Linked DNA regions of Mus musculus: all the other regions are linked to region 2. A link is a loop called in an ENCODE intact Hi-C map of the cell type or tissue named here. Cell type or tissue: left cerebral cortex. All regions are shown on one strand. Links, peaks and the distances in the headings refer to the core of each region. The heading gives the core; the rest is flanking DNA.

Region 1 (10,188 bases), core at 1,457-9,456, 220 kb after region 2:
TTCCCTAAGTTGCCTTTGCTAGTTTCAACACAGCAACAGGCAAAGTAACTATGACAACCTGTTAAAAACAAACTCCCCTTTCCTTTCAGGCTCGCAACTTTCTACTTTCTGTCTGCAATATCTCTTGCCAGCAGAAGACTACAACAGTTGCCCTTTTATGTTTAGCTTATTTCACTTAAGCCCAATGCCCTCAAGGTCCTTGTGTACTGAGCATGTGCCAGAGTTCCTACCTTTTAAAAACAGAGCTAGGGGATGGAGAAAACAAAATCTCCAGTGCTTGGTGTATAGACAGCCTAGCTGAACCAGAGAGGTCAGAGTCAGTGAAAGACCTTGTCTCAAAAATCAGGTGGAGAGTAGAGAGCAATGGAGGAAGACACTGGAGTTACATCCCCCTCACATACAGTAATGGGTGTGCACACATGCACATAACGCGTGCGCGCACACACACACACACACACACACACACACACACACACATGCATCTGTGCAGAAGAACAAAAGAACAGCCTCCACCACCACCACTGTGAGGTAAGGTGTGGGCTCAGGTGTTCTGAGTCCCTTCAGCATCCTTCCTAATTCTGTGCCCCACGCATCTTTGTAAGCAGGGCTGTGAATCAGTGAGACCTTGGGTTGGAGTTCTTGGTAGAGTGAGTTGAACTCACGTGTGTAGCCAGACTGTGAGTGACACTTCCTCTTTTGGGCCCCTGGGAACCATGATGTTGGTTTCTTTGTTAAGAGCTCTCTAAGCTGTAGAAAAAGATGGAACTAATTGGTCCAATGAGGCTAAATTCAGAAACTCTAATGAGCTTCCTCTTGGGCAATGTATAAACAGATACATTGACCAATCACAAATTAATGGACTATTTATCTGCAGATATTGGTTACTTTGCTTCTTATCTTTGGAGTGCAGACTCTAGATCTCGGTCCTCTGACAAGTCAGCTGTTTGAGAACACTGTGTATGCAGGAGCCCCATTGGGAAGGGAAGAGAAATGCTGTGTGCCTCCCAGCAGGGGAAGGCACTTTCCACCCATACATCTGAGTGATTTGATGCTGACACTTGAATTCCTCCATATCTAAGAATAGTTTAGTATTACAAATAGCTGAGAAATTATAAACAGTGGTAGGTCTTCAAACACTCAGCTGAGTGCCCCAGTAGGAAACTTCTCATATTAGGCATCTCATACATGTTTAAATGACTTTCTTTCTAGAAACGCACACATGCACACACACACTCACAGACTTACACACAAATGTATGTAAATAATATACACACTCACACAGACTCACACAAACATGCCTTTGTGCGCACGCACACACACATACACACATAGACTCACACGCATGTGCATGCACACACACATTGTTTTTCTGTGCTATCACTTTATTCTCTTAAGGTCACGATTCCAGAAGGAAGGAGAAAATGAGTGGGAAGAGACTTCACAGCCATCCATCAGGTTGCAGACGCAGGCTGGGTACCAATATAATAACGCCACTAACTCAGACTTTTAGAGAGCCAAGAATTCTCATTATGTGCACTCCAAGCTGAAGCATTTATTTGAACCTACACACTTGCTTCTCCCAGGACCAGGGAACCCCAGATTGAGAGGCAGCGCTTTCTGACTGGGGTTAGACCTGCCTCCTTTGAAGCCAGAGTCCTCTGCTTAGATGATGCATGGGTGCTCCAGAAATGGTGTGTTCTTGGCTCTGTCCGCAAATGGTGCCCTTCTGTGCATCTTAGAAGTGACTTCTGTCATCTGGGATCCAGCACTTTCCAAATGAAGGCCTGTCTTGCAGCCTTGCTGTCAAAAGCTGCTTTTCCTGATGGCTTCCTTGAATTTGCTGCCCCCAACACCCCCACCCCACCCCTCCCTGCTTACTTTTTTGACCTTTGGCTGGGTTTGACTGGGTGTCTGGTTTGGGGGTAAGCCCAGGAGTCAGTCTACGTCTGAACACTCTTACAATTCTGTCCTTGAGAAGCTACTGTCAAGATGTTTCAGAAATGAAACTGGGAGATAAAACAATACAGCCAGGATTGTAAAGTGGATCTGCTGGTAAGTATTTGTCCATTATATTCGGGGGATTGCATTTAACAAACAGGGATGGGGCCTGCATTTTTCTGATAATTTGCAGAGATTACTTTAGATTTTCCTTAATTATACATAATGCTAAGACAAGACATAATACTCTGCAGGAGAGATGTAGAAAAAGAACCAGTGGAGACTATCTATCTATCTGTCTGTCTGTCTGTCTGTCTGTCGGTCTATTATCTATCTATCTATTTATTTGTCTGTTAGTCTATTATCTATCTATCTGTCTGTCAGTCTATTATCTATCTATCTATCTATCTATCTATCTATCTATCTATCTATCTATCATCTATCTGTCTATTATCTATCTATCTATCTATCTATCTATCTATCTGTCAGTCTATTATCTATCTATCTATCTATCTATCTATCTATCTATCTATCTGTCAGTCTATTATCTATCTATCTATCTATCTATCTATCTATCTATCTATCTATCTGTCTGTCAGTCTACTATCTATCTATCTATCTGTCAGTCTACTATCTATCTATCTATCTATCTATCTATCTATCTATCTATCTATCTATCATCATGGCCATCCATCCTTCCAACTTTATACTTCTGAACAATAATATCAGAATAAATTAAACATTAAGATATAAACATCAGTCTCAATGGGACAGAATAACAGAAAGCAGAGAGATGGTGAGATGGTGGTGAAGGAAAAAGGGATCTATAGGAAAATAAGTTTATTGTGTTTTAACAGATGAGAGCTGGAATGACACAGCTTTGAAAGCTCTACTGCCTTCCTTGTTGACACAGAGACCCTTACAATGTACTCTTTTAAGTAAACCAAGAAGTATATATGAGTTAGGCATCCAGGAAAAATGATGCATATCAGATGTTCACCTGCTAGTGAAAATTTATATCAGGTATAACATTTCAGTTGATTTAATTGTCCTGTGTTCACTTCTCTGTATTATTTCCTTCAGTGCTATTTGTGGGCTCTAAAAAGTTGGCATGTACAATAAAGATATTTTTATTCTGAAAAATGAAAGCAAGTGGAGTCCATAGCATCTCACCACCAGGTCTTACTTTCATAGAAACCAAGAGAGTAAAGACTTTACCATCTTGATTGTTCCTGAGAGCGTTTTGGGGGGCAAAAACGTTCAATTTTGGAAAATCATGTGATGGTTGGTCGGTCTGGGAGGCCATAGATGCCCAGGTAAGAAAAAAATGCTGTGCCTGGGCAGAGCTGAGTGCAGTCATGCCATAGGAAGGGGGGATGCCAAAGCAGCACAGACAGAGTACAAAGGGGTGAGGAGCTAGGAGGTCAGAGGATGGCCCGAAGGAACCACTAATCTCATTTCCAAAAGTCCTTTTCAATGTTTGTACCCCAGTGGTGACTGAGGACTTCCCAGGGATACATATTTTAACTCTGCCCTTGATATCATTAAGAAAAGGCCCTGCCAGACGCATGGTCAAGGTTTTGTTGGGGTGGATCAGTCATGATAGTGGCCAAGTTTCAAGATTAAGTAAGCATTCTGGAGAATGTGGATCACACATGTAGGACAGAAATATGATTTGCTAATAGGAAAGTTTTAGGGAAAACTGGTCTGATGAATGAGCTGGAGTTTGTGTGAATATTAGAGAAGCTATAGGGGTTTTATAGCAACTTAATGTGGGGTGGGTGGGTGTCTGTGTGTGTCGTTTAGATCACAAGGGCCTGGGTTTCTAGTTTACATCTGAGCTAAGTAAGAAAAGTGAAGTTCAGACAGTTACCAGTTTGCCTTACAGAAAACTGTTCTGCTGTGGCAGAAGTAGCAAAGCCCACTGTGGCAAAGGCAGTTCAAGCCAGTTCATTTTTAGAGAGGGAGATAGCAGAATGTTGGTTTGGAGTCAGTCCACACATTTCTGTAATAATTTACATTTTAATATACGATTTTAGTCTTACAATACATTGGCAGAAATAGTGAGGCTCCTAGTGCACTGCATATATGTACACACACACACACACACACACACACACACACACACACACATACACACACATTTTCTATTGTTTTACAAGGTCTTTACTCTGTCATGCAAGCAATCCTAAGATTTATGATACACATTGTAAATTTAAATTTACTGGAGTAATTTGTGACTATCTTGTAATGGTGTGTGTATCTCCTAAGAACAAATGCCACATTAATATATGAATATTAATACCAAAGCCAGGAATAGTAGAAATTTTAGCACTCAGCAAGTTGAGGCAGAGAGTGTCATGACTTTGAGGCTATCCTTGGTTTCACAGTAGGAATTGTCTCAACACTCCCCCAAATAAAAAAGGAAAATTATTACTGATATTTTATAATATATGGACATCATCAATATGTTGACAACTGTCTTAATAATATTTGTAGCAAAAATTAAAACTTGGATCTAAAGTTCAGGCCAGGATCACTTACTGCATAGAATTATTATTTTTTTCCAATTTCTAGGAGTTCCTTAGATTGTCCTTATTTCCTTCCATAACATTTCCACAATTGAAGAGGCCAGGTAATTACTTTATACTGTCCTTCAGTGGGGGCTTGTCTGCCATGTTCTTGTGATTAGGTTGACTCAAGGTGTTTTAGCATAGGTATACTTCATGCTGCAACGTACAGTCTTTTAAATGTGGTTACTACAGGTCCACAGTAGTAGTTATGACCACACCTGCCTAACAGTAAACTTACAATCTGAGGACAAGATAGATCTGTGGGCACGTACTGTGCACCTCGCTCACTTGTTTCTGGAATCCACAGCCAAAGGTCTATATAGCAAACAAATGCAGCCTATTTCAATGGACTCCAAATAGCTATAATTATCCAAATGGGAAGTCATTAGGAGTGGGATACAGAACAAGTTCTTCTGGGTATTTGTTTATTTATTTATTTTCTTTCATTTTAATTTGGGAGGGGAGCATAGCTGGGCAATGAAAAAAGAAAATGGAGAAGAAATGGACATTTTGTGTACATCCAACAATGCTAAAACTATAAAAGAATGTCGTAATTGAAACCACTGAACAAGAGGACATTCTGCTCTCAGCAGAGTGGCATATGGATGCACATAAAATCATATGCTGTCTCATAAAACTCAATCAATGAGAAGCAGCACGAGATAATTTCATACGGAAGGCAAGCATGCCACATTATTTAGATGAATAAAGTAAATATGATTTTGCTAGAGGAATGAAAGCTCCACAGCTTCTTTAAACAGATGTCTTTCATGCAGTAAAGCAGCCTCATTACTTACAGTGTCTCTAGCTCTGTGTCAACACGAGGCCAGGGGAAGCAGGCTAGAGCTATACAGCATTCAGCTACAGCTCCTTAGAGTCTTACATAAGGTTTGTTGTTTGCATGTAGAAGACCGAGTGCTAAGAGTTTTCACTCCTCAATTCATAGTGCAGATATTTTAAAAAGCTAAATGGAGACATCAGATTAGGTGAGTTTACCAACCTACCCAAAGAACTAATAATAAGCTTTGTGAATTAAGTTGTATCATCATCCAGTATCATCTATCATTTTAAGTGTTCCTTATTTCCACAGGATTTAACAAAGAATTGTTAATAAAATAATAATGAATGTTCATCCCAAGTTAGCGTATTTGCTATGTTCAATGTGTATGGAATGGAAAGTCATTGGTTCAATCCTTGGAACACATGACTCTAGCCAACCTTGGCCACTTCTGGGCCATACCTAAGCATTTGCTCTCCATGAATGGCAGTCCACTTTGTGGGTGTAAGAACCACACTTCGCATTAACAGAGAGTACAGCAGAATGAAACAGCTGAGTTGTTCTTTGTTTTAATACTGAGTATAAACAGCTTGCATGGGATTCAGACTATGATTTATGCCTAAGAACTGAAGATGGCATCTCAACACAGGCCAGCCAGGTAATGAAGCAGGTAGAGGGTATCTGAGCCCCATCCTTACTTAGCCTTTCTTTCCATTCATCATCCCTGAAGGAAAACTTAGAATGAACATTATTTCTCTGGTGTATTGAGGAACCTTCTGTCTCTCAGGTGGGCTGGCATCTCAGGGATGCTGTTCTGTCCTCCCTGCCCTTTAAAAAATGTGGCTTTTATATGATAGTCTGTCTTCTAAAAGGTACTTGTACGTATTTTGTTCCTAGCTGAATTAAACTTCATAGATATAAGTGGCTGCTTCCTACAGTTATTCACCGAGACTCGAGGACAGTAATTAATCAAACCATTAGCATCATAGATGTCATCAGCCAGTGGGAATGAGATGAAAGATACATAACCTAGCTTCCTAGTAACTCATCTGTTAAAAGGAAAGTGCTGTCTGCTGCTGAGAAGTGAGGGATTCTGTAGAGCAAATGGGATAGGATGAAATATAGCTTCCCTCAACCCCTATCAACTCATTGATTATCCTGGGGTTTCCTGTATGTGGCCACTTTGGTAAGCTAAATATCATAGAAGGCTGACCTTTCTCTACATGTAAATGCAAACTCCTCAGCTTGTGGTGGGAAACTCTTCATGAGTTGGTTCTGGCCCACTTCTTTCAAAAAATGCTACTTGGCGTCTCTTTAAGACCTCTGGGTACTTTCTTACACATCCTGTAATCTCTTCTATAAATTTCCTTTCATTTTAATCTGTTCAAATTACAAAAGTCACATAAGTCACATGATCTCAACATTGCCTGCTTCATGTAATCTTTCATTGCCTCACACGGAGACTCACAGTGCCTTACTTGCTTAGAAAACAATCCCAATCTCTTTAGGATTCTGTAAAGCAGAACCTATGTTTTTTCTAGCTTTATCTGATCTCAGAATCTGCTGATGCTGATGCCCTGCCTCCATTCCCTCAGTCATGAAAACAGTACCTGTACACGCCAGTACTTTTCATGCACCCATCTGCCTGTGGGTGTTCCCTTGTGTTCACGATTCAAAAAATAAACTAGAATTGATTTTTGAAGGTCAACCACCTTCTTGAGTTTGAACTTCTACCACAATGAAAGATAATGGCTGCTAGCTAGTGAAGCTATGTTTTCCTTTAGTGCCAAGAGCACTCTAAAACAGAAAGTATTTGTGGATCACTTTTTTCCCCTTCTCTGTCCTAAGTTCTTAATCAACAATTAAGTCTTAAAATGTTAGGCCATTAAGAGCAGTTAATCAATGGGAAATAATGTATTTAACACAGGTACAAAATAGTATAGTCTGATTACCATTTCTCATATGCTTAGTTTTCTTTGAAAAGTTTTTATGAGTGAATGTACACACATACAAGTTGGCTTTTTTGTGTTTGCATGTGTAGAGGGCAGAAATCAGTTTCAACTATCTTCTCCTATCATTCTCTACTTTAGGTCTTGAGATAGAGTCTCTCATGCTATCTGGACTAGCTATAGCTGAACCTAGGAATCTGACTGTACCTCTTTTCCAGGACCTCAGTTGCAGGCATACACAACTACATACAGCCTTTCCTGCTCAACAGAGAGCATCAAATGACAATGCTAAGATTTTAGGTCTCTGTCATGCTTTATTTTAATATTTATTGAGTGCTTACTAAATGCACTGTCTAGTGTTAGTTACTATGGTGACTTGCATGAGAATGTTTCCAATAGGTTCATAGGCTTTAGTATTTGGTCCCCAGTTGGGAGAACTGTTTGGGAAGGATTAGAAGGCATTGCCTTTTGTAGGAGGTGTACTGGGCTTTGAGAGTATAAAAATGCACATAATTTCCAGTTGTTTTTTGTTTTGTTTTGTGCTTATAGGAAAGGATGTGAGTTTTTAGAATCCTGCTCTAGCCACCATACCTCCCTGCCACAATAATGATGGATTCTTACCTCCCTAGAACAACTGTAAGCTCAAATAAACCTTCCTCTTTATAAGTTGCCTTGGGTCATGATGTTTTATCACAGAAGTGGAGAAGGCAATTAATATGCTCACCAAGAGTGTTCTTAGGGAAGGATAGATTCTTATGCTGTCTTTCATCAAAGGTAAATCCAACAAGCTGTTGCTGGAATCCCTTAATCTATGAACAACTTTGTTTAGAAAGTTATAATTTACAAAAATTTCAGGAGAAAATCATGAAATGCAGATCAGGAGTGTCTGAAGTGAATTGATATGCTCAGCTCAATGAACTTCAAAGTCTACCCCTCTTAGTGACACAATTCCTCCGTAAGGCCACACCTCCTAATCCTTCCCAAAGAGTTCCACTGGGGATTAAATTTTCAAACATATGACTCTATGGAGGACATTCTTATTCAAACCACCATACAAGTACTCAATTATACAACGTATGCCCTAGGCTTGGTAGCTCATGCCTGGAACCTCAGGACTTGGGAGTCCAAGGTAGGAGGATTATTGTCAGTTTGAGTGTACTTTGAGGTACATAATGAGTAGCCAGCCTGGACTATATAGGGAACTCATACCTCAAAAACAAATCAAAACAGACAACACAATAAAGTAAGCAAAATGAAAAATCCAAAGATGTACAAAGAATTGAAATCGCCCCTTGAAAAATGGAACAGCAAAACAACAAATAAAACAACATAAATACCATATTTCATCTCCTTTTCATCACATGTAAAATGAAGGGTAAAACCAATATTTTTCAGAAAAACATCTCTTCCTGCTTCAACAGGCTGTAATTCTATAATTGCCATTATTATTTGTGAAAATTTAAATGACTCTGGGTAAACCAGCTAGAATAATACAGACTCAATTAGTGAGGAATGTCACAATATTTTGGTGGCATAGCAATCTGCCAGTGGTGTGACAAGTATTTAGAAATCATTGTTCATAAGAGTCATTCTAATGACAGCAAATCATGCTGCCTCCTCGCTCCCTTCACCAGCTTCTTAAAAAATTGTTGTCATTTAGTACCTCCACTTGTTTTGACTTCTCCTATCTAACCTTCTTTTTTGAGAAAACTGCTCCTAGCGCATATCAACACCTTCATCTTTACATACTCTGAGAATATGCCACTCCCAGGCCAGAGAAACTATCAGGCCTCAGTAAGTGTGTAAGTGAACTTGTTTCATAGACAGGATAAAACACTGAGGTCCACTGTGCAATGCCAGAGAGCTCTGGTTATTCTGATGTTAATACTTCTTTTTCATCACAGCCATCTGTAGGCTTCCTTAGAAAATGACTCTATGGTGTTATTCTAAGTTTTTCTCCTCAGTTAACTGCTGTGTCCCAGCACTGCCCACAAATCATCTCGTGTCAGGTCTCTCTCCAATTGCCAACAGCAGTGTCCAAAATTTTGACTCCTTTCCAGTCCCACCTTCTCTTCCCTTGGTCCAAAGGTTGACTTTGACTTCTGACACTTTGAAATAATTACAACTTCATATTGGTTATCTTTTTTGTCACTGTGTCAAAGTACTTGACAGAAGCAGCTTAAGGGAGGAAGGGTTCATTTTGGTTCATGGTCTTGGGAAATACAGGCCATTGGCAACAGGGGAGTCTTCATCTACAGTGGTAGGAACATGAGGCAGCTGCTCTTTATACCATGGTGAATCAGAAGTCAGAGAACAAAGCAAGAATGAATTAAAAACCCTCTATGGCTCACCCAGTGCCTCATATCCACTAATTAGGCACCATGTCCTGAGGGTTCCACAGCCTCTCAAAACAGTGCCACCATCTAGGGACCAAGTGCTCAAAACACAAGTGTGTTGGGGACATCTCATATTCAAATAATAGCAATACCATCACCATACTTTCCTTTGAAGCTATATTTGATCTTGATTTTACAACAGGCATTTTTTTTTTTCTGTGTAAAGGTTTCCTCCCTTTTACTACTGTTAACTCCTAAGTTGAGAATTCTAGGGAAATGGAAATGTGCCAAGGCTCACTTGATGGTTATCAATTGCTTAACAAATATAACATCACTGTCCATCTTTCCCCTTTAAACCTTTCATCTCAAACTGAGGACAGCTTTCTTTTTATGCTTAGGCTGCCCCTTTTGCTTTTCAATAAAACTAAAAAAAATAATTTAATGAGAATGAGCAATTTGGGCTTGAAGTCTGGCAAAATGATTAGTAGTGTATTGCAGACACACTACTAATCTCAGATAGAATTAATGTAAGAAATACTATGCACCATGGCTTTGTAGAGAATGGTAACATGTATATGTGACATGATACAGAAGTGACAATCTAACAAGCTGAT
Region 2 (10,188 bases), core at 1,385-9,384:
TACTCACCTCCAGATTGGTTCTTAGGAGCGAATGTTTGTGTGTTATATCTGTGTCTTTTCTCTCCAACAGCAATAACAGTTTCAGAACAAGTAATAAAGGCCAGAGACAGCCATTAATCCCTCAGCCTCTGCCTTAACCCTGGAGTCAGGTCACCGCATTTATGCCAACTAACATTCAATTATGAATTCATATCTTTTCTTTTGGAGGAAGTTCATTTAGATGAAGACTTGATCTGAACTTTTAAGAAGTTGTGTTTCAAGAAAGCTTAAGACTACATTTGGCTATGGACCTATATCTAATTTATTTACCTAAGAAATGTAGCAGGGCATAGTGGTGCATGCCTGTAATTTTCTTGCTTTAAGGAGAAAGTTCATATGCTTTTAAATTTGTTTAGTTTTAGACTCTTAGGCCTGAGTGGCCCACCTCTAAGAGAAGCAACTTAGGGGGGTGAAGTAGGAAGACTGCAGGTTGGTTTACTTACTAAGATTTTGTTCCAAATAAACATTAAGAAATACTGGTGTAGCTCAGTGATAGATACACACACACACACACACACACACACAAATACATAAACACAGACACACAAACACACACATAAATACACACACAAACACACATACACAAACACACACACAAACACACACATAAACATACACACACAAACAAATACAAGTACGCAAACACACACACATACAAACACACACACACACACAAACACATACAAAGCACACACACACAAACACACACACACTAACATAAACACACACAACACAAACACACACACAAACACACATCCACACAAACACACACACAAATATACATATGTGCGTGTATGTATGTATGTATGTATGTATGTATGTATATATGCATGATTTTGGGTCAATTTCTAGCAGGCCTGCAACAATTTAATATAGAGACCACTGGGCTACAGAATAAGCTGAACAGAAATTTTTTAAAAAGTGAAATTGTGTTTGCTTTGGTGGGTGGTAAATAAACAGGTTGTTCTCTTGTTTTAGGGAGAAAGTTCATACAGTTTTGAATTTGTCTGGTATTAATTATCCAGGCTTGACCAGTCAACCCTAAAAAGCAAAAAGCAAGGTGAGGCAAGCTTAACACTGGCCAGAGTAGGCCTTGAGTGTCCCACCAGCTGGCTGATGGCAGCCCTAGGTTTGTCAGAGTCAGTGTGGGCAGGCGGCTGCACCTTGAACCTTCTTCCTCTTTACAACTCTGGTTCCTTAGTGTGCTTCTTACCTTACCATGACATGAGCTCCCTTTGTGATGAACAAGAAAGAACACAGAAACTGATGTGTATTTATCTGGCAGCTTTAGCATCGAGGGAGGTAGGGGTGTCACAGACTGAAGGTTAGACTCATTCATATTTCTGGGGCCAGGCTCTTGGCATTTCTTTTAATCATGTTAACCTCCAGAGGACGGAGGCATGAATTAATTGAATGTGATACAGTATTAATTTTGCAAATGACAGCACTATTAGTGACCAAGACACAGGCTCAGGGTGACCTGAAGTCTGTTAGAGAGGGTCTCTATGTCACCTGTGCTCTGTGAGCAATGGGAGGATAGTGGAAGACAGGGAGAGAGAGGTGTGGGAGGAGCTGGGGGGGTCAGTGCTTTCACATCTGTAAGATGCTATACTGGTTGACATGACTTGATAGGTGGGGACAGCTACAGGCTGCATAGCTGTCATTTTCACCCAACTCACCCCCACCCCCACCCCCAGGTCTGTACATCTCATTAATGGTCAGAGGTATTCTGTCTTTTCCTGCTCCACACATTTAGAAAGGTATAACTTGGTGCCCTGGGGCTGCAAGGACCCAGTGGATTTCAGGAGAACCTCCCTCTCTATTCCTGTCTCCAGAGGTATGCTCTCATCTGACACCAGCGCATGCTATAATATATCACCTGGGCACAGATAATTGGTACTTTCTGTGCTCATGAATATTAGCCCCAGAGGCTAAGAAGCAAGTTCACACTCAACCAGATTTTAGGGTCTGAACAGTCATCATTGATGATGCTTATGGCGACTTTAATTGATTTGCTTAAAAGATCCAGATACTAAGTATAGAAAACTCCCGAACGTGTTGTATAAACAGGTGGTTAATAAGAGCGATGGCCAAGCGGAAGTGACTCATTGGTGACAGAAGTTTCATGTTATGTGATCAATAGTGTCCTTACTATTTGTTTTAAAATTCAATCAATAGTGTCCTTACTAAATTTGTTTTTAAAATTACCTTTTGTTTCTAATTAACACTGAAATCGAACACCGTCGTGGGCTACCATGAGATGGAGCATGTCTGTCTCCTCAAGCGTTTATCTTTTTATGGTGAAGAAATCAGCTAAAGGTGATCTCATCTCCTGTGTGGTTTCATCTGCTCTGGTTTGAGAAGGAAGGCAGCCCAGGGCAGATCCACCTGGGCCTGCTCTGCTTTGGGTTATTTGGGGAAGCCCAAGGTGTCATGGAACTAACTGTGAGCCCGTGCACAAGTGGAGGACTTTCCTGTCTGCCACCTCGCTTTACTCTGCTCAGAGTGGGAATAATTATGTCACATGGTCTTGATTCTCCACCCTTGTCTTCAAATGAGGGAGAGAGGTGTCTCACCTGCTAGTCACCATGGGTTCCCACCTACACAACATCCATGAACTATACAAATGGTTTGAAGGCCTGAGGCCACATCACCCCAAAGGCTGGGCACTGCCCTGAGCTTTCAGCAGCGCTACGCTGACGAATCAGCAAGTAATGTTAATGGGAAAGTTTGTTAGTTTTGTCCATTTACATATTTATGATTGATAGATTTTAAATTTCAGTATTTTCTCAATCTCCCTTTTTCATTATGTTATGTGTGTACATGTATGTATGATATATGTATGTATGTATATTATGTTTGTGTGTGTATAATATACATACACAATGTGTATGATGTATGCATGTGTATATCATGTATTGTGGTGGTTTGAATATGGTGGGCCCAGGGAGTGGCACTATTAGGGCATGTGGTCTTGTTGGAGTAGATGTGGCCTTGTTGAAGGAAATGTGTCATCATGGGTGTGGGCTTTAAGACCCTTATCATAGCTGCCTAGAAGTCAGTCTTCTTCTGTTTGCCTTTAGAAAGTTGTAGAACTCTCAGCTCCTCCTATCTCATGTCTGCCTGGATGCTGCCATGTTCCTACTTTGATGATAATGGACCAAACCTCTGAATTTGTAAGCCAGCCCCAATTAAATGTTGTCCTTGGTCATGGTGTCTGTTTACAGCAGTAAAACCCTAACTAAGACATGTTTGTATGTGCATGCAGTCAACTTTCAGGTGTCAGTTTCCTCCTTCCCTTCTAGGTTTTAGGGACTGAACTCAGGTAACCAGGCTCACATGGCTATATGCTCGTCTACTGAATCATCTTTCAAGTCCAGTCCTTTTGCTGAACAGGTAAAATGCAGTCTAAAAGTGAAAATTTAAAAAGGAGAGGAATTGGGTTACCTCCTTACACAATTACCCACTGAAGAAAGGGACTTGTTCCAAAATAAATAAAATTGTTTTTTTTTTGTTTTGAAATTCATATTAAAGAAGTGACTAAGGGACTATCAACAACTAAAATTTCAGATGCTTTTTGAAATGATTTAAATTCCAGACTATAGCAATAATCCTGGACACCAGTCTCCATGTTAGACAATTACTCTTAAGGAGTCAGTGTGGTTAGAATTCTTCCAGCCTCCTTCCCTGGCTGAGTGGAGAAAATGCAGGAATAACTGTGTCCTTAAAACCAGATGCCAGAACCCAGGGAGCTCCTGCTTTGTCCCCTTCCCCAGGGTCCACCAGTTGTGACCCATCTGGGAGAGCAGGAAAGTGGAGCCTGAATGACACCCCTTAAAGATATTTTTAAGGGTCTCACATGCCCCTGAGTGAACAAATGAAGAGGAAGGAGCTGCTTTCTGGTCACAGAGGCTCGGAATGCCACTCTGATTCAGCTACTTCAGCAGAATGGCAGCTTCCCAATCAGGGACACCAGGTGCAAAATAACCTCACAATTTACTGATGTGCGGTTCCTGTGTTTAAGTTTTGCATGCAAAAGGTTATGACATAATAGTACAAGTCATATAGAGATATAATAATGTGATAGAATTGCACAGAACATAAAATGAGTCGAGATTTGCAGTGTGCTTGACAGAAAGGCAATGTGTTGATTGTTATTATTGGTTTTTATAATTGTCATTATGCAAGTATCTGCAGATATTTGGACTTTTAGAGTCATTTTGGGTTCCAGTATTTAGAGATTCTGAAAACGAGAGCCCGGGAAAAGTCACACACTCTGTTTTCAACAGAGGAAGTTGGCTGATAGTCTTGTACTTTGTTCTGCATGGAGCGTCCCAGGGCACTGTGCAAAGGGTTCACTAGACTGGCATCTCTGCTGTATTTGAGAAGCAATGAGCTGAGAGTGTCTGGAGAGGCTCCTGATTGCTGGGAACTGATCTGAAGGAGGCAAAGTAGCAGAGGCTGATGGTTCTGGTAGAAGGACATGTTTTACCTCCTGGGTGGACATTCCACTGACCTCAGGTCTCCAATCTCTCAGTTCTACTGCTGTCCCCATTCTGTCATTCTGTGGTCATTAGTATCTTAGTGGGTTTGTCCACTGACTGACTCTCTCTCTCTCTCTCTCTCTCTCTCTCTCTCTCTCTCTCTCTCTCCTCCCTTTCCTGTTCATTCTTCCCTCCTATCCAGCAAGGAGGATTTGCACAGACTGTGAACCACACTCTGATCTAGATGCTGCAGTGCTAAGGGGAGATCAAGTAGACACACACTGCATTTGTGGAAACTGTGGTTGCTCAGGGAGAATCAAATGGCCATGCATGGCACGGATGACTTCAGGGGCCAACTTGACTAATGCAGGAGGAATACGTAAGGAATTATTGAAGCATCATTTTGGATGTGTCTGCGAGGTATTTCCAGGAACTGATTGAGCCTGAGAGGCATAGGGGAGAAGCTATGGCCTCAGTCATGGCAGCCATGCCCAGACATACTTTCTAATTAATATGTTAGATGGTTTTATCTAAACTGAATTTACCTAGAGATTGACTCATGTATATAGGAACTTAATAAACAACACACGATACACACATGACTGTCTGTGGGGGTTACTGCAGAGATGGTGCTGGCAACACCAGTTTACCATTTGGAGGAAAACAGACTAAACAGACTAGTCAACTTAGCACTGCATCTACAAGAGCAGATTCTAGATGGACTGGTAGCCTTGTGTCAAAGTGTGTATTTACTGAAACAAACTCATGGCCAGTTGTATATGACATCAAGAATGCTTGAATACCAACAGGAAACAGAAGCAAAGTCTATGAGCTGAAGAGCTGGATAGGCAGGAAGCGGTCTCTCCTCTCTCTCTTTCTCTCTCCCCCTCCCTCCCTCCCTCCCTCCCTCCCTCCCTCCCTCCCTCCCTCCCTCCCTCCCTCCCTCCCTCCCTCCCTCCCTCCCTCCCTCCCTCTCCCTTTAGAAGATTCATTCTCTATTTTCTGTTTTCATATACAGCGCAGGCTGGTTTCTTACTCAAGATGCTTCTGATTTAGCCTCCTGTGTTCTGGGATTCTAAGTCTCTGCCACTAAACCGCGACAAGCCCTTTTCTCTCCTTTTCTAGGCTCACTAAGTATTCCTATCAGAACTAGTTACCAACATGTTACCAAGCACCTCCAGACTACCACAGACCGACAATTATCTCAGTAGATCACCAGGTGGCGCTTTAGTCCTCCATAGCATAGAAAATTGCTTAAGGGAAATTCTTTGGAAGAGTTTGGTTCATTTTTAGTAAAGGACACACACACACACACACACACACACACACACACACACACACACACACACACACACAGTTTTCAGGATTATCAGCCTGAATGAATACAAGATTTTCCCCTCTCAATTTTGTATGACTGGGGGATGCTGAAACTGGTTTTGCTTGCAATTCTTGACCAACTTTGGTGTTTCCTCAAGCAGAAGCCCTCACTGTCTTCTGATACGCTAATGGGGCACAGCATCGCATTGGACCAGACAGGCATGTCCAACCTGCTGCTTACAGGCTAGAAGAAGCTACAGAAGACTATCTACCTTGCTTTTGGTTTTGCTTTTAGGGAATGCAGGGACTAGGGGTTAGGGAACTGAGATGTTTCTAGAGGAAACATCCAGGGAAAAGAGAAAAAGAGTAAAGCAGGCAAAGGAGAAGAAGGAAGAGCCCTGATCTTAACTTTTTCAGAAACGCGCAAGTGTGTGTGTGTGTGTGTGTGTGCGCGCGCGCATCTCTTTCTCTGTGTTTGCACATGTGAGTATGTGTTTGTCTCTCTTTCTGAGTATGTGTGCACACATGTGTGTGTAAATGCCTGCTTGTGTTCAAGCATGCATGTACTTGGGGAGATTGTGGACAACTTTGGGTATTATTTTTAGGAACACTATCCATTTCCTTGGGGACAGTGTGTCACTGGCTTGGAGCTCACTAATTAGCCTAGAATAAGTGCCCAGGAAATGCCTGGAATCCTCTGTCTCCCTGTCCCTAATACCGGGATCATTTTTCTTTTCAAGATAATTGCACCATCCCTTTCCTTTCCTCCAACCGAATCCTTTCATGTACCCCTCCTTGCTCTTTTTCAAATGCATGGCCCCCCTTTTTTATTAATTGTTGCTATGTGTACATATGTATATGTCTATACATGTAGTCCTAAATATAACCCACTCAGTCCATATAATGTTACTTGTATATATGTTACTTCTATGATCATTTGGAATTGAACAGCAAATTGGTAGCTTTGAAGACAATTTCTCAAATTCTAAGCATATTCTAGTTGCCTGTAGCTCTTTGTGTAGGGTTGAGTCCTTATGGCCTTTCCCCTGTCCACTTTGTCATGTCTATTGCTTTCCTTGTTCAGCTCATGTTTAGGAAGTCATGTTGATGATATTTTATGGGTGTAGCTTCTGACAGTACTGAGAGACAGTCTCACAGGAAACTCCCTCACCCTCTGGCTCTTACAATCTTTCTGCCCTCTGTCCCATAATGCTTCCCGAGCCTTAGGTGCCCAAGTTGCTTTGTAGATGTATTTACTGGGACTGGGATCCACAGCTCAACATTTTGGTTGGTTGAAGATTTCTGTTATGGTCTCCATCTGTTGCAAAGAGAAGTTTCTACGTAAGGGATAGGGACCACACTTATCTGTGTGTATAAGGATAAATATTAGGATGTAGCTGGGAATTGTGATGGTTTAGTGAAGTGGTTGTAGGTTCTCCTTCAAGATTCACGACTTCACTAGCTTTGAATAGTTGATTAGGTTTCCTGTACCAGGCACAGTTTCCCTCTTGTTGAGCAGGCCTTAAGTCCAAGCAGAGAGCTGCTGGTTACCAAGGTATTCATGCCACTACTGTACCGTTAGGATTATCATGCCATGCTGATTGTTGGTGTGGTTCATAATGCTTGACATTTTTTATGGGGTTTCTGAGACTCAAACTCAGGTCCTTGTACTTAAAAGGTAGGTATTTTATCAACTAAGCCAGCCTCCAGCCCCCAGACATAGTCTTTTGTGAAATCTGCACCCAGTCCAGTCAGGGGTCTCTATAAACAGTCTGAAAAGAGCTAAGGGTGGGTTTGGAGAGCATCCATTTGCCTTATTTAGGCCTCTAGAAATGCAAGTGTCAGTACAAAGTAGGCTTATGGTCCAATTAAATTGCCAGGAAAGAAATTATCTGTCTGTTTTTCTCCCTAAATCTCAATGACTTTCTGCTCCCATTCTTAAAACCCTTGTAAGGAAGGAAGCATGAAGTACTCGATGCAGCTGTGTTTTATAAGAGGCTACAGGTGGATCAGGTCTCCTTAAGGATGAGTTGGACCACATAAAACAGTTTCAAGACCACCCAGTATCTTTACAAATAATCCTTCACACCTGAAAATACAAATATGTTCTCTCTATAAAAATGTTATTGACATTGACATAATACTTTAAAGTAGCAACTTTGCATTAATATCAAGTTAAAAACCTGAGATAGTCATTTCTTTCTGCTGTCAGAAAACAAGATTGTGGTTACTCTTGGTTGGATAGGTATGGGTAATACCTGGACACAGGGTCATGAGGAGGAGGTCTTTAGGGTTTGGTGGGTTTTGTTGGTCGAGTGGTCCATACATTTATGAAAATCCATTCACATTTGAGCTATGGGCGTGTGTTCTGCCTATTTTGGGGGTGTCTGATGTTTAAAGAATTCTGTGCGAGTGCTAGAATGAAATGACTTTCCCATGCCTGCTCTACCTGTGGGTCTCAGAACTGCCCAGTGGGATAAATGTGCTGAGCCCTGCAAACTGGAGATGAGAATGTGACAGCTCCCAGGTCAGGCTGTGCCTGTCTCGGGCAGGGCTGGCTCACCTGCCACCTTGGAGTTGTATGCTACGCCGACTCCACAGATATTGTTGCTGGCTGCAGCAGAAACTTCTCCTGCACACCTAGTTCCATGGCTGTGGGGAAAATAGAGACAAGTCAGACACATGGTCAAAAGCATTTATAGGGGATTTCTTCAATCCTGTCTGCAGGGAGCAACTTAGTTTTTAAAGATTAAGCTGTATTTGAGCCCCTCCTCCAATGATAATTATCTGTCTGTCAACCCCCAAATTCCCTTCTATCCTCCCCTTTCTCCAGTGGCCTTTCTGACCCTGGGTTGTTTCTATTATAAAGAGGTTTCTGAGAATGCTTTTAACCACAACCACTGGTCTTTACTTTAAAATTTGGAGCATCTTCCAGTGGAAAACACAGGTTTTCTTAAAAATGAAACACACTATAAAATAGCTGTGTGCTAGCCTGTTGGAAGCACTAGGATCTATGGGTGGGTAGTTACTTCCAAGGGTGCCTCAGCATACAGGAGCGAGATATTGCCTACCAAGGATGGAGTGATGGTCAGTTACCTTCAGTTACCTTCATTGAACTAGGTTTCCACTTTGACACAAAAATAAGAAATCACATTTTTTTCAGTATTATGGAAAAGAGGAAGCTAAAGGACCCCTGTTTCCAGGTGATAAGACTCTAGACATAAAGACCCTAAAGATGTCACCAGAAAATTCTGAACCAACAACCAGAATTCCAGCAAAGTGGCAGGACACAAAATTAGCATACAGAATCCAATAGCTTTTTAAGGCATCAATGATAATAAACACACCAAGACAGAAAATAGGAAAACAATCCAAATAGCCCAATAATAGCCAAAACAGCAAGAGTAACAAGAACAAGAACAAGGACACCACCACTACCACTACCACCACCAACGATAACATCAAAACAAATTCTGAGCTAACCTAACCTAGAAGGTGAGAATATTGAATATATTGAAAACTTTGGAAATCTGAAGAAATAAGATCTTACTGTGAAGTTCTGGATGGTAATCAGTAGGATTGGTAATAGCCTATAATTTTTTTTGGGGGGGGGGGAGGCATGTGATCCCATTGGCCAACAACTCAAAATGAGGTAGCCCATTCCTGGTACTGGGGTTTATTTGGTATCATATGGTATCTATTTGAAGTATTGTACCTCTACTATAAAGTAAACTCCATTTAAATTTTTTGTGCATATATATATATACATATATATATATATATATATATATATATATATATATATATTAGAACGTTTCTCAAGTTGTATGTTTCCATGTGAATTTTTCCAAAGGCCTTTAGTGTTAGTGTCACTCCCTATATTCTCTACCCTGCCATCTCTTTCCCCATCCCTTTTAATCCTTCCTGTTCTATTTTTCCACTTTCACCCTTTAAAAACACTATTGTCTATATACTGGAGTAATAGAACGTAAGGAAATCTAGATAATACTCATCTGAAAGCTTTATTCATACTGTTTAGCTTTATAGTTTAGGAAGGTGCTACACATGCCACCAGAGGAGAAAGAAATCATCAGACTCACCCAGTTGTGAATCCTGAACACTATAATAATGACTTGCCTGGCAAGATATGCCTGCTGTTGCAATAATGGCATGAATTTTTTTGGGGGGGTAACCAACCATTTTTTGAATGGATTTAAGTCCTGCTTCATGAGATGAAGCCGTAGTTGACATTGTCAATGAGGCTGAAAACCTGTGGCTAGATAGGTCATGGGAAAATAGTAGCAGGGAAACCGTCTACTTGTGGTATTTTGAATGAGAATGGCTCATG
Region 3 (10,188 bases), core at 1,070-9,069, 230 kb after region 2:
TCGATTGCTTTCTGTCGCTGTGATAAACACCACCACCAAAGGAAGGCAATGGTTAATTTTGCCTAAATTTCCGGTCACAGCCCATCCATCATTCAGGGACATTAAGGAAGGAGATCGAGCAGGAGCTGGAGTAAAACTCATGGAGAAACACTGCTTGTTGTCTCCTGTGCTCATGCTCAGCAAGCTTTCTCATACAACTTAGTAATATCTTGGGGGTGGCACCTTTCCTTGTGGGATGGGCCTTCCCACATCAATCAAACATTAAGACAATTCCCAACAGAATTGGCCACAGGCCAATCTAATCTTGGAAATTTCATCACTAGAAATGTACTCTTTCCAGATGACTCTTATTTGTGTCAAGTTGGCAATAAAAACTCACCTGGACACATAGCAATAGAAATCTAATGCTACTTCCTAAACACAGGTGTATGCATAAATTATGAACTCCAGTTTAGTAATATCTTACAGAAGGCACATTCATGTCTACCCAAATCCATGCACTGCTGCCTATTAGTATCTACTGTGAGTTTGTGCCAGCATCCCTGGTACCTAAACTCCAAATGCTTGATCTCTTATATATAAAATTGTATATAGTCAACATACAGACTTTTGTAAGTACTATAAATAATATCTACTTACTTATAGCACCTAATGCAGTGCAAATGCTGTGCAGTAAACACATTGTTTGGGGAAATAACAAGCTAAGAAATATCTGTTTGGTACAGATGCACCTTGGTTTTTTTTTTTTCAGCCACCTCTGATTGAGTCTGCAGATATGAAGCCACCTGGATATGGAGTGCCTGCTGGACTTTGGTATACCCCAAAGTGATGTTTATATCTGCCTAAACTCAGAAGTGCTCAGGAAGCAGTAGGGGGCCTTGGGGATTCTGATAATAATTGTTTCTTGACTTCAGTGCTTATGATCCAGTATACTCACTTTGTGAAAATAGTAAGCTATGTTCTTTCATATGTTAAATTATATATCCACAAAGTACAATGATCCAAAATTTATTTTTATTACCTGCTAGTACTATTACTAGTAGATCACCTTTAGAATAGAAATATCCTTACACTTATAAAAATGGTCATGCAATGTTATCTGTGAAAGCACCCCAGTGAGCTCTCCATCCATAAAAATCTAAACATAATAAAACAAAAAATGTCTAACAGTGTTTAAAATGTTAATTATTAATGGAACTTTACTCTTTTCTTATTTTGCTCAACATTCTCACACACAGTTGGCTGAAACTGTGATATGGGATTCATTATTTTGATAAGTCATTTTTATTTCCATTTCAGAAGAGTCAAAAATAATGTCCTGAGAAGTGGGAGGTGCTATCTGAAGTCAGTCCTGTCACCACTGAATTCTTTGTATATAGCATCTCAGTGGACATGGTTTGGGGTGAGGACCAGGTTAAAATAAAACAGAAAAAATAAACTAGACAGGTATTTTACTTTCTTTCCTGGAGAAAACATAAATATTTGCTTTTACTGATATTCTAGTGATGAAGTAATTAAATCATGAACAAAACCTTTCCCAGCATTTCATGCCCAGCACAACATGTGGCATCAGGGCTAGGAAAAAGCAGAATTGTTTAGTTCCGATCTTCTGAAGATGAATACAGATGTGCACGGTAGTCAGTGACACATTTTCATATCTCAACAGCAAACAAATGGTAATTATAGCACAGGTAAAAAAAGAAAGGAAAGGTAAGAAGCCCCTCTTTCACATTTTCAAAATGGTATCTCCAAGGCAAAGTTCTTGGCAGTCAGGGATGGCTTCCTGGAGACAGCTAGTAGTCAAGTGAATTTGGATTTATGTTTGAATTATTTCCTTTGCCAATATAAGGCAGTTACTTAATATCTTAGAGCTTTGAATTTCATGTGAAGATTGATGCAGACAATTCTACTTATTTTGTGGGATTAGGATGAGATACTCTGTCACAGAAGGCTCCCCTCATCTGCATCCCTGCCCCTTCCTATGTGTGTATAACTAGCTGCTGAGAACCTTTCATACCTGACATTGAGCAGGAGGAGATGAAGAGATCTGCTAAGGCTTAGAGGAACCACAGAGAAGGATGTCTTAGGGTTTAAAGTACAAAATTCAGGATAAGAAGTTGGGACAAGTATAGAGCAGTGCAAAGAGACCAAGAGAGGACAGTGCCTGGGAAACAGTCATACGAATACATTAAGGGCCGTCAAGCACAGCAGTTGACTGGATAAGGCAAAGAAGCCAGGAATACAGAGGACATTGGCTCTGAATACTTAGGTTCCCATGAGTGACTGAGGGTAGGACAGAGGGCAGTGGCTGTTCCTGCCTTGTGGGCAGCTGGGAGAAGGGAAGCTCTTTATGGCTGTAGCATCAGGCAAGATTTAGGTCCAGGTCTTGAAGGATCAACAGCATGTGATCCTTCAAAGAAGGAAAAAAAAAGGCTCATTGGAGGGCTCAATGCTCTCTGGGCATTGCACCACAAAGCTTCTTCAGGCACAAGTACCTTGTCATACATGGGTTAGCCTTTGAATACGTATCAGGGCAAAAGACTAGGATTTGGTTAGGAGGTACTATCTGAGAGGACAAGGAGAGGAAAAAGGAGACACCAAATCGAAAGCCTGTTCTTCATAGCTGAGGATTGCAGCTTGATATTGCAATACAAAATCAGTCAGTGACCTCCTCTCCAAGAAAGAATGGAATGAGGAGAAATAGTTAACCCCAAAGTATATGTGTCTTTCTGTTCAAAGTCGAACCAAATTGCTGATAAACCATAAGATTACCTTTATATTTCCTGGCTTCAATCTCACCATCACAACCGTTAAGCACTCACTGAGTTATTCATTCCCATTAGGAAAAAAAAATATATTGAAAAATTGACAGGGTTAGCCATTATCAGGCTCAGTTACACCTACCTTTCATTAGGTTTTTAGCATCAGATCTCAAGAATGTGTTTTCCAGGGGGAAAGAAAAAGGAGATGGAAAACCATTGCAGCAGATGGGTTTCCTTCCTTGTCAGAAAGGGCTGACACAGAAGGTACCCACAGGTAGGGTTACACAGGTATAGAAGAATTAAAGATCTTGCTGCCTCTTCCCTTCGTAGGGTAGCCCAGCCATAAAGCCCTGTCAACACCTAGCAAGGGTTTTCTAATAACAGAAGCATTCTTGCAGCTGTTGATATTAAATACGAATGCATCTAAGCAGGCTGGAAAGAGAACTCATGGGTTAAGGGTGCATACAGGTGCTCACACGGAGCAGTTCACAACCTTCGGTAATCCCAGTTCCAACCTACACCCCCCCCACCACCCCCCCACACGATGAGATAAATCTTTTTTTTTTCAAAAGGGAAAGTATGCAAGATCTCACAGTCAGATATCAGCTAACTATAATCACTCATTGCCAATGCCGCTAGGACGCTGGATTTTGCCAATGGGGGGAGGAGGGCGGAGCGGGGTTAGGTGGGGTATCAGCTTGTTTCAGGGTTGAATGTCGTTTGAAAGAAGTCTCCGTGGGCCAGGAGGCCAGGAGACTGTTCTATCAACAGGAACCTGGTTTCCCCTGCTCCACCCACACTTCTCTTCTCGGGAGCAACTAGTTCTAGGTGTGTGAGACCCGCCCGCGCGCCACCCGCAGACCTGCGCTTCTTCCAGGACCTCTGTGAAACTCGCTGCCAAACACAGCTGAGGTAGAATACGCGCCCGCCGCGCCGCTGGTGAGTGTAGGCGGGAGAGCCCTGCGCTCCTGAAGGAGTCATCCTAGTAGCTGGGAACTCGGCAAGAGACATAGGAAGTTCTGACAGAGGAGACCAGCCTGTGTTGCCCTTCTAGGGAGGGAACCCAATGCTCTCTCAAGCCTCTTTTCTTGTGGGATCAGGAGGGAGGGGACAGCCCACGGGTACCAAGCTGCATCCTTTGACCTTCCATTCCCCTCAGACTGGCTTCTCCTTGCATCCTCACTCTCCCCTAGCGGTGCCAGGTCCCCTAAGGACACTCCAGATCTGGGATACAGATATTTCGCAGGAAGAGCAGGTCAGGCATGCTCCCCGCCAAATGAATTATTCTCCTCTGTTCCCCGCAGGACGAGTACCCTAACTTATCCAGAGGTTGCCAGAGGCACCCAAAGCTCGAAATCTTATCCAAACAGTTCAACTTGGACAACTTCTTGGAATGGGGATCCCCGTGCTCTCTGGGGAAAACCGCGCTGGCTGCCCACACATCAGGAGAGGACACCTCGACTTTTCCGGGGGGAATCCCCCTCAGAATCCATCTCTCTTGGCAGCGAGGTGTCCTAAAGAAGCAAATTAAGAACTCTCCAAACAGGAGTGCGCTTCTGGAGTGGGAGGTCGTGGGCAGGAGCCAAAGCGCACAAGTTCAGCACTCGTTTTGGACAGAGAACTCCGTCCTTGTTTCCAAGTCAGAAAGCTCTTGTCCACTGGGGAAAAAAGCAGGGACTGAAAGTCGCTGGGAGGGAAGTCCTTAGGCGTGGGTCGGAAAACTGAGGTGAACTGCAACGCTCGATCTTTGAGCCATGTCGGTGGGAAACTATTCTTTCTCCGGGGCGTGGGGGGCTGGGAGACTTCCCTGGCAAAGCAGTCGACGTAAGCCCAGCTGCTCTGGACTCTATCCCTCTGTCCCTAGGCAGCCTGGAGAACTTGGTACCTCGGACAGCAGCCGGGGCGCACAGCATCCTTTGTAAGGTGCGGTCTTATTTTGCCCCCACCAAGTCAAACACCAACAAATTATTTCTCTGACCTTTCTAATACAGATGAAGGACATTTTAATTACATAACCCATGAAAGATCACCGGAGGCAATGTCGTGTTTGAGAACCGATGGCAGAATAGCTGCATAGCATAAAAAGACAGAAAACTTGCAAATCTGCAACGAGATTGCGCAAGGCTGTCCCTCCTCTGGAAACAACATGTGAAATGTATGGAAAAAAAATCTTACCTTTCGGACTCCAAAGCCGTGTTCTGCTGCAACTTGGCGAGCCTCTTCCTCTCCGTCTTTATGCAACTCCACAAGAAAATGATTCGTGAAGACGGGTCTCTCGGCAGACGCAAAAACCATCACACAGAAGAGGAACCCGGCCGCCTTCCACTGGGATCCACAACCGCCCTCCATCCTTCTTTGGGAGTGAAAAGTGGGGCTGTGAGGCGCGCAGGGTGGTGGAGCAGGGGACGAAGAGGGAAGATGCAAATAAAAAATAGGTATGTAGTTTTTGTTTCTGTTTTTCTTTTTTTTTTTTTTTAAAAAAAAAAATCTTTGTATAGCAAAAGAGGCAGAAAAGAAGCTTGGCAAACAGCAAATCTGTACGCTGTCCACCAGCAGCTGGCTGCCAGGGAAGCCGGGGAGTCGCGCAGCCCGGCTGGCTGGCAGGGGTGCGAATGTGCGGAGCTGTGTGTACCCGAGAGAAAGAGCTAGTGTGTGTCTGTGCTTGATGCTAAATCTGCATTTTCAGCTCCTCCTCGGCTCCAATTCTAGAGGGCTGGAGGCGAGCGCCAGCCCGGGTGACGCGCGCCCGCCAGCGGCCAATGGAGGCCAGAGGATCGGCGGGCCCCGCCCCGGGCCGCCCCGAGCCCGCCCCCGCCCGCCCCCGCCCTCCCCTGCCCAGCTGGCTGCCCGGGTCCCCGGGGGCGCCGCGAGCCCGCGCCCCCGCCAGCTCGGAGCGGCTTTGCTCCGCCCGACCGCTGCGCGCCCAGGAAAATCCCCCCCGCTGCCACCCACTGCCGGCGCCCGGTGATGTCATTGTTTGTGGAAATCTGCACAGCTCCGGGCAGGGAATTACGGTGCGTGCCGCTTCAGAGGCCCCGAGGGGAGCGGGGGGGCCCCCGGCCGGCCGGCCGCTCCCTGTTGCTCTTCTTTGCTAGTCTGAGCTACAAAACAACTCTCCTCTCTTTTCTCTCTTCCCTTCCCCTGTCTTCCCTCCTCTCACTTCTTTCTCCTCTCTTTCCCTCTCCACACCTCTCCCATTCTCCCAATAACAAAGCAAATTTGATCCTTCCCGCCCCCTCCACTTTGGGCAAATCCCAGGCTGGGAAGAGCATCCTTCTAGAGGTGACTCATGGGGGCAGGAAGGAGCTTTTTCTCTGTTCTTTTCCCGGTGCTCCAAGGAGGCCAGAAACTAAACATCTGGCAGTCCAGCGGGAGTCCGGACTGCCCTCCCCCCACCTGCGATGGCTATTAGAGACTCCTCTAGAGTCAGCGCTGCACCTGCATCCCAAGACTGCCAAGGGAGACGTGATGCTTATGCTGGGAGACAGATTCTTAGACTCTGGGTTTGGGGCTGCATCAGGACCAAGAATGTCAGAGTTTAAGGAGGTATAGTCATCCATCCCAGGCGTAGGTCAGGATTCCTGCTAAGAGTCTGGCTGCATGATAATTTAGGCTGAGTAGGCAGGGGGCAGCTGTTGTCCAGGTCCAGTTAACTGCTGAGGTCTGACTTCCCCTTCTTGCTCTAGTGTAAGGAAGTAGATCCAGTCTGCTGTAAGGAACTGAGAACCATTGCTCTAAGTAATGTAAATATTAGCTGTTATGGAGTATATTTACATCGTTTTTTTACCATTTAACACCAAAGTTTAAAAAAAAAGTCCTGTTATAAATTGGATAGTCAGGAAGATGCTTTTTCATGGGAAAGAGCGGAAGAAAAGGGAAAGAGAGAGAGAGAGAGAGAGAGAGAGAGAGACTTACTTGACTTGACACCACACCCAGCTACACCCACCCCACTCTCCTCCTTAGCACAAAATCACAGTGTATACAGGAGACACAGGAATGGTGGACAGGAGAATGCTTACTGTACAAGGCACATCGTCTTCACTGACTTAGCTACTCCCCAGCATTGCTAGAGAAGTATAAGCAAGCTCTGCGGATGGGTTCTATCCAGCTGTAGTCTTCAGCATACCACATCTTCAATTTTGATTGAATTCCTTTAAGACAACCAGGAAAGGCAATGGGGAGGTTTGGTAGCGAGGATTCCAGAATGGAAGCAAGGGTTTTAGAAAATTATTAATGAACTAACAGATCAGCCTGGAAGCCTCGGCTTGGAGCTGCACACATTAGCTCATTTCTGCCAGGAATGCTTTCTTATTATCACTATGTTGTACCACATCACCCAGATCGGGCTATAGCACAAGGATTCCTTACCCAGAGGCCTTCAACTTTTCCTCTACTTTTGTCTTCCTTACAGTTCATCCACGTTTTGAGCCAAAGTACTGGTTTAGTGTGAAGCAATAACCACATGGTCCCTCCTGTTCTGTATTGTCATTTGAGAAAAATAGCACCAAATGTGAGCGTTGCATTAGGTAATTCACCACTGGAGAGAACATTTCAAAAGCAGCCACAGAGATACAAATCCAAGCCTTTAGAAAACAGATCTGAAGAGCATCAAATAAGTCAATTTGGAAGATTATAGGTGCTGGGAAATAGCAGTGCTAATGTATCTAAATCTCTCTGAAATTACCATCTGTTTAGACTACGTATTAATTTCTCTGGAACCACTGAGCAATGCTTCATTTCCTAAATAAACTCCAAGGATGAAATGCCAGTGTGTGCTCAATCTACCACCATGGTTAATCTCACCTGGAAATCTTATTGAAATTTGATTCTCTTGGTGGCAGTGGTGGGAGGTGGTGGGGCTGTTGAGGTAGCTGGATAATGAGGATTCTGCCCTCATGAGTGGGCTACTTCAGTTGTAGATTAATGAGTTATTTAGTGAGAGAGGAAGTGACTCTAGCACACAAGCAAACTTTTCCTGAGTAGCTTTTATTATCTTCTTAAGGGATGCTCTCTATCATGACAGGGTGAAAAGCAAGAAGACTGGCCAGGTACTAATGTCATGCTTTTGGACTTCTTAATATCCCAAACTGGGAGAAATCTTTTCATTATTCATACAGTTTGAGGTAGTTTGTTACAGCAAACAGACAAGTGAATTAAGATGCAAGTCTATATTTTAAATAACTAAAGCTATAAAACCAGATACAGTTTGAATAAAACCTGATAACTGATTGAAGTTTGTTGTCTTTTGTAAAAAAAAAAACAAAACAAAAATAAAAACAAAAAAACCCAAAAAACAAAAAAAAAAAAACAAAAAACAAAAAATCAACAACAAAAAATTACATTTGAGTATTTGAGTTTCTTGCCTTTGTGCATGTATGTAAACCATGTGTGTACCTACTGCCTTCTGAGGTCAGGGAGAAGGCATTAGACCCTCTAGAACTGGAGTTACAATTGTGAGCTATGATGTGGGTGCTAGGAATGGGAACTGGGTCCTCTATAAGAGCAATAAGTGCTCTTAGCCGCTGAGCCAGCATTCCGATGCCCTGAAGTCTGGAGTAGTTCATGTAGTGTATAATTTATCACAATACTGTCAGCACAGAAGAATTAAAACAGAACTTTTGTGATGCAAAGGCTAAATTTTTAATACACTTAAGTACTTACTATAAGCCAGTAGAGGAAATACATTGAAATATTTGATTGGTATTTGAAATGTAAATACACCTTCAGCGTGCACAAATTTGCTCTCCTAGAGAAGTATTATTACCCAAACTCTTTTCTAATATCAGTAGACTTAGACAGAGAAAGCCAGCTGGAGAGAGAAGGAGACAAAGAGGTAGCATTAGTGGGTCTAAGGACTGACGCAGAAACCACTGCAAGTTCTGCTGTGCCTGTCAACAGTGGCCACTTGGCCAAACCATAGAATCTCTGTAAACCCGTATTGCTCCACCTGTGGAAACAGTGAGTTTAGGCATCCTTAGATCCTGAACTGTGCTTTCAGAGATGCTAAAGCCCATAGTGTGGTATAAAGCATTTTCAGCTCCAGAGGTGTTGACAGCATTGCCATGGCTAAGAGATCACTGTTCACAAACCTCCTCCAACCCTTCTTACATGCACCTAAGCTGGTGGACTTGAGGAAATAGCTGACAAGTGTTAATAGTCAGTATCAGATATGAAAACCATTAAGATCTTTGAGTCTTTTATTTTATTTTCTGTTATAGCTGTAGCAACAACATAGGTTGGTGCTAATATGTGTCACCAACCCCAAATATCTTGTTGAAGATATTTTACAATGATCAGAATATTTCCGTTTCATAAACACACACACACACACACACACACACACACACACACACACACACTCACACACACACACACACACACACACACACACACACACACACACACTCACACACACACACACTCACATTTACAAGAATAAAAACTACCTGGGACAAGATTGTGATTTTTCCATCCAGGTGTATTCAGACTCTCTAGGAAGAAGAATTCAGATCCACACACTATCAAGTCGAGGAAAATCTGCTATGTCAGAGACGGGGAACAGGGCAAACCATAGTCATCCATAGGAGGAACTTCTGGACCTGTGCATATTGTTTGAACCACCGCAGAAGGTATCTAATTTTGCTGTCATTTTTTCTTACATAGACTGTAGTGGAACCAGGGGGGAAATAGATATGAATGTCTTAAAGTCATAATTTAAATAGAGTCCTGACTGAATCTAGACAGAAGGTGTATATCTTTAATCTCAGCAGTTGGGATTGGAGGCAGGAGAATTGTGAGTTTGAAGGCTAATCTGGGCTAAAAAAAAATAACCGATTTAAAAAAAAATACACAATCTTATCAAACCAAAGTGTGTTGCCATTTTTGTGGTGTTCATTTGACACTTCAAATGCAGCAACACCACCTCACTTGGTAGCATGGCCTTTCTGTGAACATACTGTGCTATTGTGTCTTGCTGGTAGATTCATCCCATCATCCTGTCATCTCCGTCCTTCCTGTTTTGCTACACATACCCATTCTCAAGATTTCCACAAACAGTTATCTCCTCTCTATGTTTCTGCCACATTCTGATCACCCATGTCCCTCTCCCAGTTAACGCTTGCACCACACTTTTCCATGGTGTGGCGTGGATCCTTTTGCACTTGCTGTGGTATAAGATTCAGGCTCTTGATACATTTAACTCACATGCGCAGGTTATACTCATGCCTACACATTACTGGCATGTGGGTGCTCTTCTCTCAAATTCCTATATCTTTTTACCAATTTAATGTGTTTTTCCTTAAGTGATCTAAGTCTATTTTTCCTTAAGCTGAGAATCTTCAGATGGCGTTTGTTTTCTAAGTCATCTTAAATTAATACAGTGGGGTGAACGCATGGCAATTTACCAAGCATTTTACTGTCGGGAAAG

What was found. Hi-C counts contacts between places; a loop is a spot of excess contacts. Peaks named below come from ENCODE experiments on the same cell type or tissue, not always from the same donor. Only the 100,000 strongest peaks of a DNase experiment are listed, where the experiment ranks them.
Region 1: a loop joins it to region 2, with 2.9 times the contacts of the local background. A loop is called at or near these places in 3 of 42 quality-filtered maps.
Region 3: a loop joins it to region 2, with 2.7 times the contacts of the local background. A loop is called at or near these places in 4 of 42 quality-filtered maps.

Annotation. Positions count from the first base shown.
Region 1 is chr2:143,555,748-143,565,935 of GRCm38, reverse strand. The region is part of intron 1 of Pcsk2 (proprotein convertase subtilisin/kexin type 2); the gene reads right to left. Among named protein-coding and RNA genes, the nearest start is that of Pcsk2os1, 13 kb to the right of the region's middle. In left cerebral cortex, for the core only: no CTCF peak of the experiment used is centred there; a DNase peak (open chromatin) is centred at 5,288; H3K27ac peaks cover 587 bases.
Region 2 is chr2:143,772,205-143,782,392 of GRCm38, reverse strand. Pcsk2 (proprotein convertase subtilisin/kexin type 2) reads right to left here. Exons shown (of 12, transcript NM_008792.4): 7 at 8,404-8,492. The region is part of intron 2 of Pcsk2os2 (proprotein convertase subtilisin/kexin type 2, opposite strand 2); the gene reads left to right. Among named protein-coding and RNA genes, the nearest start is that of Pcsk2os2, 12 kb to the left of the region's middle. In left cerebral cortex, for the core only: a CTCF peak has its summit at 5,733 (motif pointing right); a DNase peak (open chromatin) is centred at 5,753.
Region 3 is chr2:143,541,414-143,551,601 of GRCm38, reverse strand. It overlaps Pcsk2 (proprotein convertase subtilisin/kexin type 2), which reads right to left and starts at 5,469. Exons shown (of 12, transcript NM_008792.4): 1 at 4,938-5,469. The coding sequence starts at 5,111. It overlaps Pcsk2os1 (proprotein convertase subtilisin/kexin type 2, opposite strand 1), which reads left to right and starts at 3,765. Exons shown (of 3, transcript NR_040354.1): 1 at 3,765-5,197; 2 at 9,239-9,391. In left cerebral cortex, for the core only: CTCF peaks have their summits at 5,510 and 5,790; DNase peaks (open chromatin) are centred at 5,099, 5,454, 5,702, 5,993 and 3 more places; H3K4me3 peaks cover 5,314 bases; H3K27ac peaks cover 4,038 bases.